Linked DNA regions of Homo sapiens: region 2 is linked to region 1. A link is a loop called in an ENCODE intact Hi-C map of the cell type or tissue named here. Cell type or tissue: Calu3. All regions are shown on one strand. Each heading gives the region's core, and the rest is flanking DNA. Links, peaks and the distances in the headings are about the cores only.

What was found. Hi-C counts contacts between places; a loop is a spot of excess contacts. Peaks named below come from ENCODE experiments on the same cell type or tissue, not always from the same donor. Only the 100,000 strongest peaks of a DNase experiment are listed, where the experiment ranks them.
Region 2: a loop joins it to region 1, with 6 times the contacts of the local background. A loop is called at or near these places in 81 of 110 quality-filtered maps.

What each region holds. Positions count from the first base shown.
Region 1 is chr3:41,890,466-41,897,024 of GRCh38, forward strand. It overlaps ULK4 (unc-51 like kinase 4), which reads right to left. Exons shown (of 37, transcript NM_017886.4): 15 at 6,357-6,538; 16 at 5,053-5,099. Among named protein-coding and RNA genes, the nearest start is that of ULK4, 68 kb to the right of the region's middle. In Calu3, for the core only: no CTCF peak of the experiment used is centred there; a DNase peak (open chromatin) is centred at 3,706.
Region 2 is chr3:42,177,839-42,181,838 of GRCh38, forward strand. All of the region lies in intron 3 of TRAK1 (trafficking kinesin protein 1), which reads left to right. Among named protein-coding and RNA genes, the nearest start is that of CCK, 86 kb to the right of the region's middle. In Calu3, for the core only: no CTCF peak of the experiment used is centred there; DNase peaks (open chromatin) are centred at 1,713, 3,303 and 3,742.

The sequences.
Region 1 (6,559 bases), core at 1,289-5,288:
GGTCAGGAGTTTGAGACCAGCCTGGCCAACATGGTGAAAACCCATCTCTACTAAAAATACAAAAATTAGCTGGGCATGGTGGTGCACACCTGTAATCCCAGCTACTCGGGAGGCTGAGGCAGGAGAATCCTTGAACCCGGGAGGTGGAGGTTGCAGTGAGCCAAGATCGCGCCACTGCACTCCAGCCTGGGCGACAGAGCAAGACTCTGTCTCAAAATAAACAGAAAGAAAAGAAGGGAAGGAAGGGACAGGAGGGACGGGAGGGAAGGAAGGGACAGGAGGGACGGGAGGGACGGGAGGGACGGGAGGGACAGGAGGGACAGGAGGGACGGGATGGGGGAAGGAAGGGATGGGAGGGGGGAAGGAAGGGACGGAAGGGGGGAAGGAAGGGATGCGGGGAAGAAAGGGACAGAAGGGGGAAGGAAGGGACGGGAGGGGGAAAGAAGGGACGGGAGGGGGAAAGAAGGGACGGGAGCGGGGAAAGAAGGGACGGGAGGGGGAAAGAAGGGACGGGAGGGGGAAAGAAGGGACGGGAGGGGGAAAGAAGGGACGGGAGGGGGAAAGAAGGGACGGGAGGGGGAAAGAAGGGACGGGAGGGGGGAAGGAAGGGACGGGAGGGGGAAAGAAGGGACGGGAGGGGGGAAGGAAGGGACGGGAGCGGGGAAGGAAGGGACGGGAGCGGGGAAGGAAGGGACGGGAGGGGGAAGGAAGGGACAGGAGGGGGAAAGAAGGGATGGGAGCGGGGAAAGAAGGGACGGGAGGGGGAAGGAAGGGACGGGAGCGGGGAAGGAAGGGACGGGAGCGGGGAAGGAAGGGACGGGAGCGGGGAAGGAAGGGACGGGAGCGGGGAAGGAAGGGACGGGACAAGACGGGACTGGAGGGAGGGAGGGAGGGAGGGAGGCAGGCAGGCAGGCAGGAAGGAGCAAATTAGTAAAAAGAGATTCCTAGAGACAATCTAGTAAAATTTACAGGCCTGAAATGAAAAGAAAAGCTAACTCAAACAAGTCACACAGAAGAGGGAAAAAAAAAAAAAAGGTAAGGTTTACCCACAAGTCCTACAGAACTACAGTTAGTACAAGGAAGAGAGCTCAAACTCCAAAGCATGGCACAGAGGTAAGCCACTGAGAGGCCTTCTTGAAAACAAACAAAAAATACTAACAGCCAGGCGCGGTGGCTCATGCCTATAATCCCAGCACTTTGGGAGGCCAGAGCAGGTGGATCACCTGAGATCAGGAGTTGGAGACCATCTGGCCAACACGGTAAAACCTCATCTCTACAAAAATACAAAAATTAGCCGGGCATGATGGCAGGTGCCTATAATCCCAGCTACTCGGGAGGCTGAAGCAGAAGAATCACTTGAACCCGGGAGGCAGAGGTTGCAGTGAGCTGAGATTGTGCCACTGCACTCCAGCCTGAGTGACTGAGCGAGACTCCGTCTCAAACAAACAAAAAAAAACCTACCAAATGATAAAATCTAATCAACCAAGAGAAGAACTACAGCAAAGAAACAGGAAAACTATGTTTTTAATTAAAAAATTTATGATGGATGAGCATTTACTTTACCTTATTCAAGTATAAAACTCTTATTTGAAAAATAGAAAAATTCCTCCTAAATTCATATCTCAAAAAGGCACTTGCCACAGTAAAAAGCAACCTATGTAATGAGAGAAGATATTTGCAATCATTTATCTGACAAGGGGTTAATATCTAGAATATATAAAAAATACCTACAACTCAACAACATAAAACTCAGTTCAAAAATTGGCAAATGACTTGACTAGATCTTTCTCCAAAGAAGATATACAAATAGCCAACAATCACACGAAAAGATGTTCAACATCACTAGTCACAAAATACAAATCAAAACTGTAAGATACTACTTCACACCCATCAGGATAGCTGTTAGCAAAAAACAAAAACAGAAAACACTAATGTTCACAGCAGCATTGTTCACAATAGCCAAAAGATATAAACAAGCCAGTGCCCAACAACAGATGAAAAGATAAACAAAATGTAGTATATGCATACAACGGAATATTATTCAGCCTTAAAAAGGAATGAAATGCTGACACATGTTAGTTATAACATGGATGAACCTTGCAAATGAAACCAGCCCAATTGTCCTATAGAACTGATGTTTACAGTCTTTTAAAATAAACGTAGAAATTGACCCTCCCAGTCTTAAAACTTGAGGAAGTTACATTTGTCTTATCTGAGTTCCTTTCTTGGGAAACCAACCATCAGGCCTCCCAGATAGTTATCAAGGAACTGAAACTTACCAAATCACCATATCTGGACCATAAGACACCAGACCCCCTCACCCATTACAATTGCCTAACCAACTACCTGCTTCCTGTTGACCAATTCCTCTTCCTCACCCTTCCTTGATTCCTGTTTTCCCATACATGGTTATATTTCTTCCCTGCTAAATACATCCCTGGTTTTAGTCAGTTGAGGAGACAAATTTGAGACTGATCTCCCATCTCCTTAGCTGCAGCACCCAATTGAAGCCTTCTTCCCTAGCAACACTCATTGTCTCCGTGATTGGCTTTCTGTGCTGTGAGCAACAGGACTTAAACCAAACCCCTTGATATTTCAGTAGCAATATGAGGTACTCACCATAAGCAAATTCACAAAGATAGAATAAGTAGAGTATAGGTTACCAGGACTGGGGAAGGAAAGGGGAAGTTACTGTTTAATGGGTAAAGAGCTTCTGTTTAAGATGATGAAAAAGTTTTGGAAATGAATAGTGGTGATGGTTATACAACAATGAGAATGAACTAAATGCCATTATATACATAAAAATGGCTAAAATGGAATATTTTAAATTATGCATAATTTACAATTAACAAATTTTTTAAATTACAGTATTACACTATTACTATATGTGAATTATACCTCAAAGTTGACTGGCAAGGATAAAAGGATATACAATTTGATAAATACTCAATGTTGGAAGTTCTAACAAAAGGCATTTTAAACACATTGACTGGGATTATATATTGATACAATTTTTTTAAGAGTATTTCAGCAATTTTTCAGAAGTCACAAAAATATTTACTGCCTTCTATCCATCTGTTCTAATTCTACAAATCTTCCCTAAAGAGAAAAAGAAAAAGCAGGCACAAAGATTTATTCTCAAAAATGTTCATCAAAATATTATTTACAACATTATAATACTATCCAAAAATAGTAAATAAAATGATCAGATATTCACAACATATAAAAAGTTTATCTTAAGTATTATGTATTTTATTTTTAAATGTTAATAATAACATTTACAATACGTAATATATATGTTACAGGGGAAAACAAACATAAAATTATATCATGTGATTCTAATTTTTTATATACAAAACAAAACTAAAGAATAAATATATCTACGTCAATAATAATTATCTCCCAGACTAAGTTAAGGACCCTTTATCATATGCTGTCAAGGTAATATAACCTGAGGTCAGAGAAAACGTCGCTGGAAGTGGCTTTGAATGGAGAAAGAATAAAAGAGGATTCCTACCAGAGAACTTGTCTACCTCAGTATCACTTTATTCAAATTAAAACTGTTTTACAATCAAACTTCAATTTTTAAAAGTGGGGGAAAAAAACAGTATGTGTGAATTTTGGTATCCAAGGGGATACTAAAACCAATCTCCGGGCTGATACAGAAGGATGACTGTACTTGGAAATGATCTGGAATGTCTGTTTTAAAATGTCAGCAGGGGGCACCCCATTCAAGGATATAACACATTTTAAATAAAGGTGTTTAAATAAGTATTTCATTGATTCATTTTTAATGAGCATACCATGAGCCTTCTCAAAGTATTAAATACTCAACCATTACCTAAAAATCCTACTTTTTATTACCAGATTTTACTTTGGGAGAGTAACATTAGAAGATGTATAGTAAGAACTACCCTTATTATTAAGCATTTTCTAAACTTCTATTGGTTCACCCATATTTCACCAACATAGAAGAATAATTATTATCATACCAGTGCCACAATCCACAAAATCCTTTCGCCTCCATTTTTTCATGTGCCTGTCCTAACAATCATGAGATAAGCAAGCTTGATGATAATAACTACAACTTCTACAACCCCAACCCCATTGTAAATGAAATACCCACTAAGAATCAGGCACTATACAAGGTATCTCATATATTTACCTCATTCAAAGTTGAATAATTACCAAAAATCTATGAAGCAGTTATCCCATCCCAATTTTACAGATGAGGAAACTGAGGCTCAGCAATTAAAGTACTTGGCCCAGAAAGCTGATCTTTGATCCACACCCAGGTCTGTCTGAATCCTAAACCTATGCCATTTCCTTGTCCCACCCACAGTCCCCAGGAAGCAGAGATTGAGAAAAAGATAATCATTTGGCCAAGTCTTATTGGCAAACAGAACCCAGAGCCTTCTAACACTTGATCTACTGTGCTCTCCACCTGGTATGTTGCTTCTGTAAAAAGCAAGGACACTTCCTTCCATCGGGAGTTTATAAATCATAATCCCATTAGATTGTAAATAACATCTAGGGAAGCTATGTGCTACATGAGGGAAAGATAAGGGTGGCCAAGGGAAACTTCGAGGAAGTATAACTAAATTAATACACAGGGATCAGGGTTTAAGTATTTTATAATCAATACTCAAAACAGTAACAGTTAGCCAGGCACAGTGGCTCACACCTGTAATCCTAACACTTTGGGAGTCAGAGATGGGAGAATCACTTGAGCCCAGGAGTTCAAAACCAGCCTGTGCAACATAGTGAGAGACCTTGTCTCTAAGAAAATAAAAAAACAATAACAGTTAATAAAGTTTCCAGGAGTACCTTAGATAATCCCAGAATTGTATTTGTAATATTAGGAGAAGGGCTATTTTTAATATTCTAAAATTTATCATTGGAATGCCCATAAAAATTGCCTATGAGTAGAGTCATCATTACATCAGAATAATTTATGATAATTATTTAGGACTCTGCTTTTGATAAATATGTGCTCTGTAACTACTTAATAAAGTCATGAAAAATAATTTTTAAAATATAAACGTTACTTACATATCCCAGTTTGGAGCTATCCGCAAATGCTGGATTAGCAATTGGAACTAGAATAAGAAATTTAAGTGTAAAGAAAAGAAAAAATTAAAATGTTTAAGTCACAAAACACAGAAAATGACAGCAAAGTTAACAGCTCAGGACTTTATACAAAGGAAATTTACACTGTACACCAAAAATGGTATTTACTAAATTACAAAGGCACTAGTATACGAATAAGATTAAAATAAAAACTAAGAACAGTATTTTTAGTTTCTCCTACCACTTTATATTCGCTAAATGACTGCCCTTACCTGATAGACACACACCAACTATCAAAAAAAGTAACCTTAATACTATCCTGGAAGCAAATGAACTTAAATTTTTTCAAGCCAATTCCCAAATGAGGGACCACTATAGAAAACACCTCCGAACCACTGTAATTCCTCTCTGAGGATGACTTCAAAAACTCTGCCAATCGATGCTTAAACATGAGCCAAAAGAAACAAAAACCAAAAAAACTCTGACAAATTCCCTTGAGCTTACCAACAGACCAAGACAGTCCAAAAAGTAATATTCCCAGGGGAAGAGGAAAAAAATGTCTTAGAGGATTGATGTCTTCCTTCAATGTCACATCAGAAACCCTGCAGTTTACCAGATGACCCAGTAAAGGAACCGACACCCCCGACCCATTCCACATGGGGAGTTCATTCCAGTCACTAATGAGAAGGTAAAAGGTCTGTCTTATGATATCACTTTTTTTTTATTTTTATTTTTTGAGATGGAGTTTCACTTTTTTTGCCCAGGCTGGAGTGCTGTGGTGCGATCTCAGCTCACTGCAACCTCTGCCTCCCGGGTTCAAGTGATTCTCCTGCCTCAGCCTCCCAAGTAGCTGGGATTACAGGAGTGCACTGCCACACCCAGCTAATTTTGTACTTTTAGTAGAGACAGGGTTTCACCATGTTGGCCAGGCTGGTTTCGAACTCCTGACCTCAGGTGATCCACCCACCTTGGCCTCCCAAAGTGCTGGGATTACAGGCATGAGCCACTACGCCCAGCCTGATTTCAGATTTTTTTTTAAATCTTACAAGTTAACATAAAATGGAAACCTGAGTATTACAAACAAACAAACAAAATAAGTTCAAAATCACCATCTACTGTCATCTACTTTAGGACCTAAGGATTAAGCAGAGGATAATTTTCATAAACCTAAAATCGTGATAAATCAGTTTTTTTGTGGTAGTTAAATCAAATTGTTATTTTAGCACTTGTTTGAGCCTCTATAAAAACACAAATTAAAATGCATAAGGCATGTCACACAGGCTTACCAGGGGGGAATGGAGGAGCCTGGTGGCCACCTCCTGGTGACCAGCCACCACGCACAAATAGCAAAGGAGATTCAGCTTGGCTCGGGAGGCCCCCATGCTCTTCTCAGTGGAGTCGATCTGCGAGCACACTTGTTGCAAAAAGTCATTCCAATCTTGATCTTTCAGAAATAATAACTTATCCACTGCGATGGAAAGAAAATAAT
Region 2 (4,000 bases), core at 1-4,000, 290 kb after region 1:
TGTTTGATCCTCTGACGTGGGGAAGTCACAAACTCATCAGCTCCCCAGAAGTGATGTCAGGGTTTTTGGCTATGTGACAGGGTGTCAAGGGCGGTATTTTGGGGGACCGACCTTCAGCCTTTGGGTGTCACTCCAGTTGCAGCTGTCTTTGGTGTTAGCCACGTGGCAGGCTGCCTTGGTTGGCACCACCGACTTTTGAAAATGGTTAATCACTGACCCCTTTCTGCTGCATCTGTTTCCCCCAACAGTGCTCTCCAGATCTTACAAAGTGCTTCCGGCACCCGCTCATCACCCCGTTCGGGTCATTGAGTCTTCTGAGAGGGGTCCTAATCTGTACCTTTATTTTTATTCCAAGGCGGCCACCACTCAAGCTCTTGGGGCCTCAGCAGTGAGATTGTAGCTTCTCTCTGCTTTACTCTTCCTTGCAGCTGCCACCGTCCATGCCCTCTGTGACCCGCTCACCCTTTCTGTAAAGCTCCTCGCTGTGTAGTCAAGGCCACCCATTGCTCAAGGTCCTGAACCCTCCTCTTCACTGTCCTGAACCTTCACTGTCACTGGGGACATGGCTCCTGCTCTCCCGCCCTTGGCCTTCTATGGCATTTAACTGCGTTGGTTCTTTCCTGCTTCTCAGTCTTGTGCTGCAGGGCCTGCCGGGGACCTTTGAAGATGGCCCCAACTCCATCCCCAGGTAGTCTGTGCCCTTGCTGAGCCCCAGGCATAGGAGTCACCCCATAGTCCTGTTTGTTTTGTTCATCCAGCTGGATGAACAATTTATTTTTTATTTTTTGTGGAGGCGGGATCTCCTTATATTGCCCAGGCTGATATTAAACTCTGAGGCTCAAACAGTCCTCCTGGCCTGGTGCAGTGTCTTATGCCTATAAATCCCAGCACTTTGGGAGGCCAAGACAGGTAGATCACTTGAGCACAGGAGTTTGAGACCAGCCTTGCCAACATGGCCAAACCATGTGTCTACAAAAAATACAAAAATTAGCCAGGTATGGTGGCCTGTGCCTGTAATCCCAGCTACTCGGGAGGCTGAGGTAGGAGGATCGCTTGAGCTCTGGAGGTGGAGATTGCCGTGCACCGAGATCATGTCACTGCACTCCACCTGGGCACCAGAGCGAGACTCTGTCTCAAAAAATAAAACAAAACAAAACAAAATTAGAAGCAAACTACAGCCACTGTTTATTTGAATCTCTCACATTTTTAAATTAAAAAATTCTCTCACCTTGACCTCCCAAAGTGCTGGGATTATAGGCATGAACCACCGTACCCAGCCTGTTTTATTTTTAAAGGGTCTTCATGGCAACAGCGTCTGTTTATGTCTTTGTGTTCCATGTCTAATGCCATTCTGTTCCTGTCCTGATAAGATTCATGCCTGAGTTACTGCCTTTCCTTGGAACTAGGAGGGTGTCCTGGTTAAAGTCTAACTGTCCCAGTCATGTGGCTGTTGCACTGTGCGGTGGTTTTCCTGGGCTTTGGCTCTGTTTCTTCTGTTCTCTTGCTATGATTTCCATGCCTGCCACAGGCAGGCAAATGGGGGATTCGCACAGGATCCCAAAGCACAGCCTTCCACCAGCGTGGAGAGTTCGCTTCTGGTTTTAAGGGGAAGAGGATGCTGTGGCTCACCTGGGCTTGCTGCTGTCTGGAATGCACCTTTGGGCAGAGCTTGCCTCCTCCTCGGTTACAGAGAGGGTGATTCCACTGGCCCCTTAGTCATGCTTTTTATCCTGAAATTGGTGAATGAGATGAGTCAGTTGCTAAGTGTAGGCGGCAGGCTGTTTGGAATCTCTAGTGGGTGTGTCAGTCAGTGCAAGAGTTCATTGGTAAAAAGGGGCTGAGACTCAAGTTACAGTCTTTTTTAAGTCTATGCTTTTAAAGCATAGTGAGGAGAGGGAGCAGGCAGTTAGAATGAGCTCTACCTTGCCTCATTTCTTGGGGGAATAAAGGAACTAGTTCTTTTAATACCTTATTTCCAAGGGCCTAAATTACTTGTTTGTGGTCTCTTTTTCTCATTGTAGTTTAATCCAGTGGCCATCTTCTAGCTGTTTTCTTGTTTTTATCCTTTTTTTTTGGTAGGGATGGTGTCTCACTATGTTGCCCAGGCTGGTCTTAAACTCCTGGCCTTCTCAAACTCCTGATTCTCCCACCTTGGGCTCCCAAAGTGTTGGGATTACAGACATAAGCTGCCACGCCCAACCTGTTTTCTTGTTTTTAGAAGTAAACATTAATCATATTTTGGCTAGAGAAATGGGAGGTTTTTTTCATTCTTATAATTCTCAAAGAAAAACCCAACCAGCTTGTTGCCTCAGTAAAATTAAAGAGAAAAAACTAGAGACACTACAATAACGTTTCTGTTTAAATTTTCATTTTATCTATAAATATTTTTAATGTAACTTTTTATTTTCAATTTTTTAAGTACATAGTAGGTATATATATTTATGGGGTACATGAGATACTTTGATAAAGGCATATGCTGCATAATAATCACATCAGGGTAAATAGGGTATCAGGCTGAGCAACGTGGCTCACACCTGTAATCCAGACACTTTGGGAGGCTGAGGTGGGAGGATTGCTTGAGGCCAGAAGTTTGAGACCAGCCTGGGTAGCATAGTGAGACCCTGTCTCTACAAAAAGTTAGACGCTGTAACTGAAGAAGAGGAAAACTTTGCCCAAACCTGCATTCCAAAAATTAGATAGGCATGGTGGTGCATGCCTGTGGTCCTAGCTACTCAGAAAGTGAAGTGGGAGGGTTGCTTGAGCCCAGGAGTTTGAGGCTATGGTGAGCTGTAATTGTGCCACTGCACTCCGGCCTAGGCGATAGAGTGAGACCTGTCTCAAAAAAAAAAAAAAAAAAGAAAAAGGAAAAAAAGGTGGAGGGTGGAGAAAGAAAGGGATATCATCACTTCAAGCATGTATCATTCCTTTGTGTTACAAACATTCCAATTATACTTGTAGGTATTTTTCAATGTGCAATAAATTATTGTTAATTGTAACCACCCTATTGTGCTATCAGATACTAGATCTTATTCTAAGTATATTTTTATACAATTTGCTGTGACTTCTTGCTTTTTCTTCTGGCAGAGAGTGTTCTTTAAAATTACTCTAAAGATTACATTTCTGGTATAGACCAGGGAAGTGTTTGTCCTTAGTGGGGCAAGAAGAGGCGAGGCAGCCCTTAGGTGCAGGGTTTGAGGTGTGACAGGTAGGACAAAGGACTTCATTGTTGAGCTCATTGCTCTACTTGTTTCTCTTTCCCTTCCTGTCTCCCAATTCCTGTTGGTTTCTGGCCGTTTGTGTGCTGGAAGCCTTCCGCATCCTTCAGGTGCTCTGGCAGTCCCTTGCCATGCCTGAGCCATCTTCATTATTATGCTGTGTGCTTGATTTGTTTGCATTGAAATGTGCGTACAAAATGCGGCTAAAGGCCGGGCGCAGTGGCTCACGCCTGTAATCCCAGCACTTTGGGAGGCTGAGGTGGGCAGATTACTTGAGGTCAGGAGTCCGATACTAGCCTGGCCTACATGGTGAAACGCCATTTCTACCAAAAATACAAAAATTAGCTGGGCGAGGTGGCGTGTGCCTGTAGTCCCAGCTACTTGGGAGGCTGAGGCAGGAGAATCACTAGAACCTAGGTAGCGGAGGTTGCAGTGAGCTGAGATCATGCCACTGCACTCCAGCCTGGGCGACAGATCGAGACTCCATATCAAAAACCAACAAAAAATGTGGCGAAGGCATGCAAAATATCAGCGCTTGTTGGAACTTGGCAGCCTGGATGCATGAAGGCAATGCAGACCAGGTAGTCAGGTAGTGAGCTGAGGAGCACTGATGAAGCAACTGCTGAGTGTTCAGTCTGAGAACTAGTTCTAGTAGAGACATTAGGTAGACTTGAGTTAGATTTTTGGAGACTATACTTCCAAAGAGAAGTGAACATTGGTATTGCAGTTTTAACCAAATCCACCTGAAACCACTTGGACTAGGTGCTAATTTTCAGTCAGCCTCT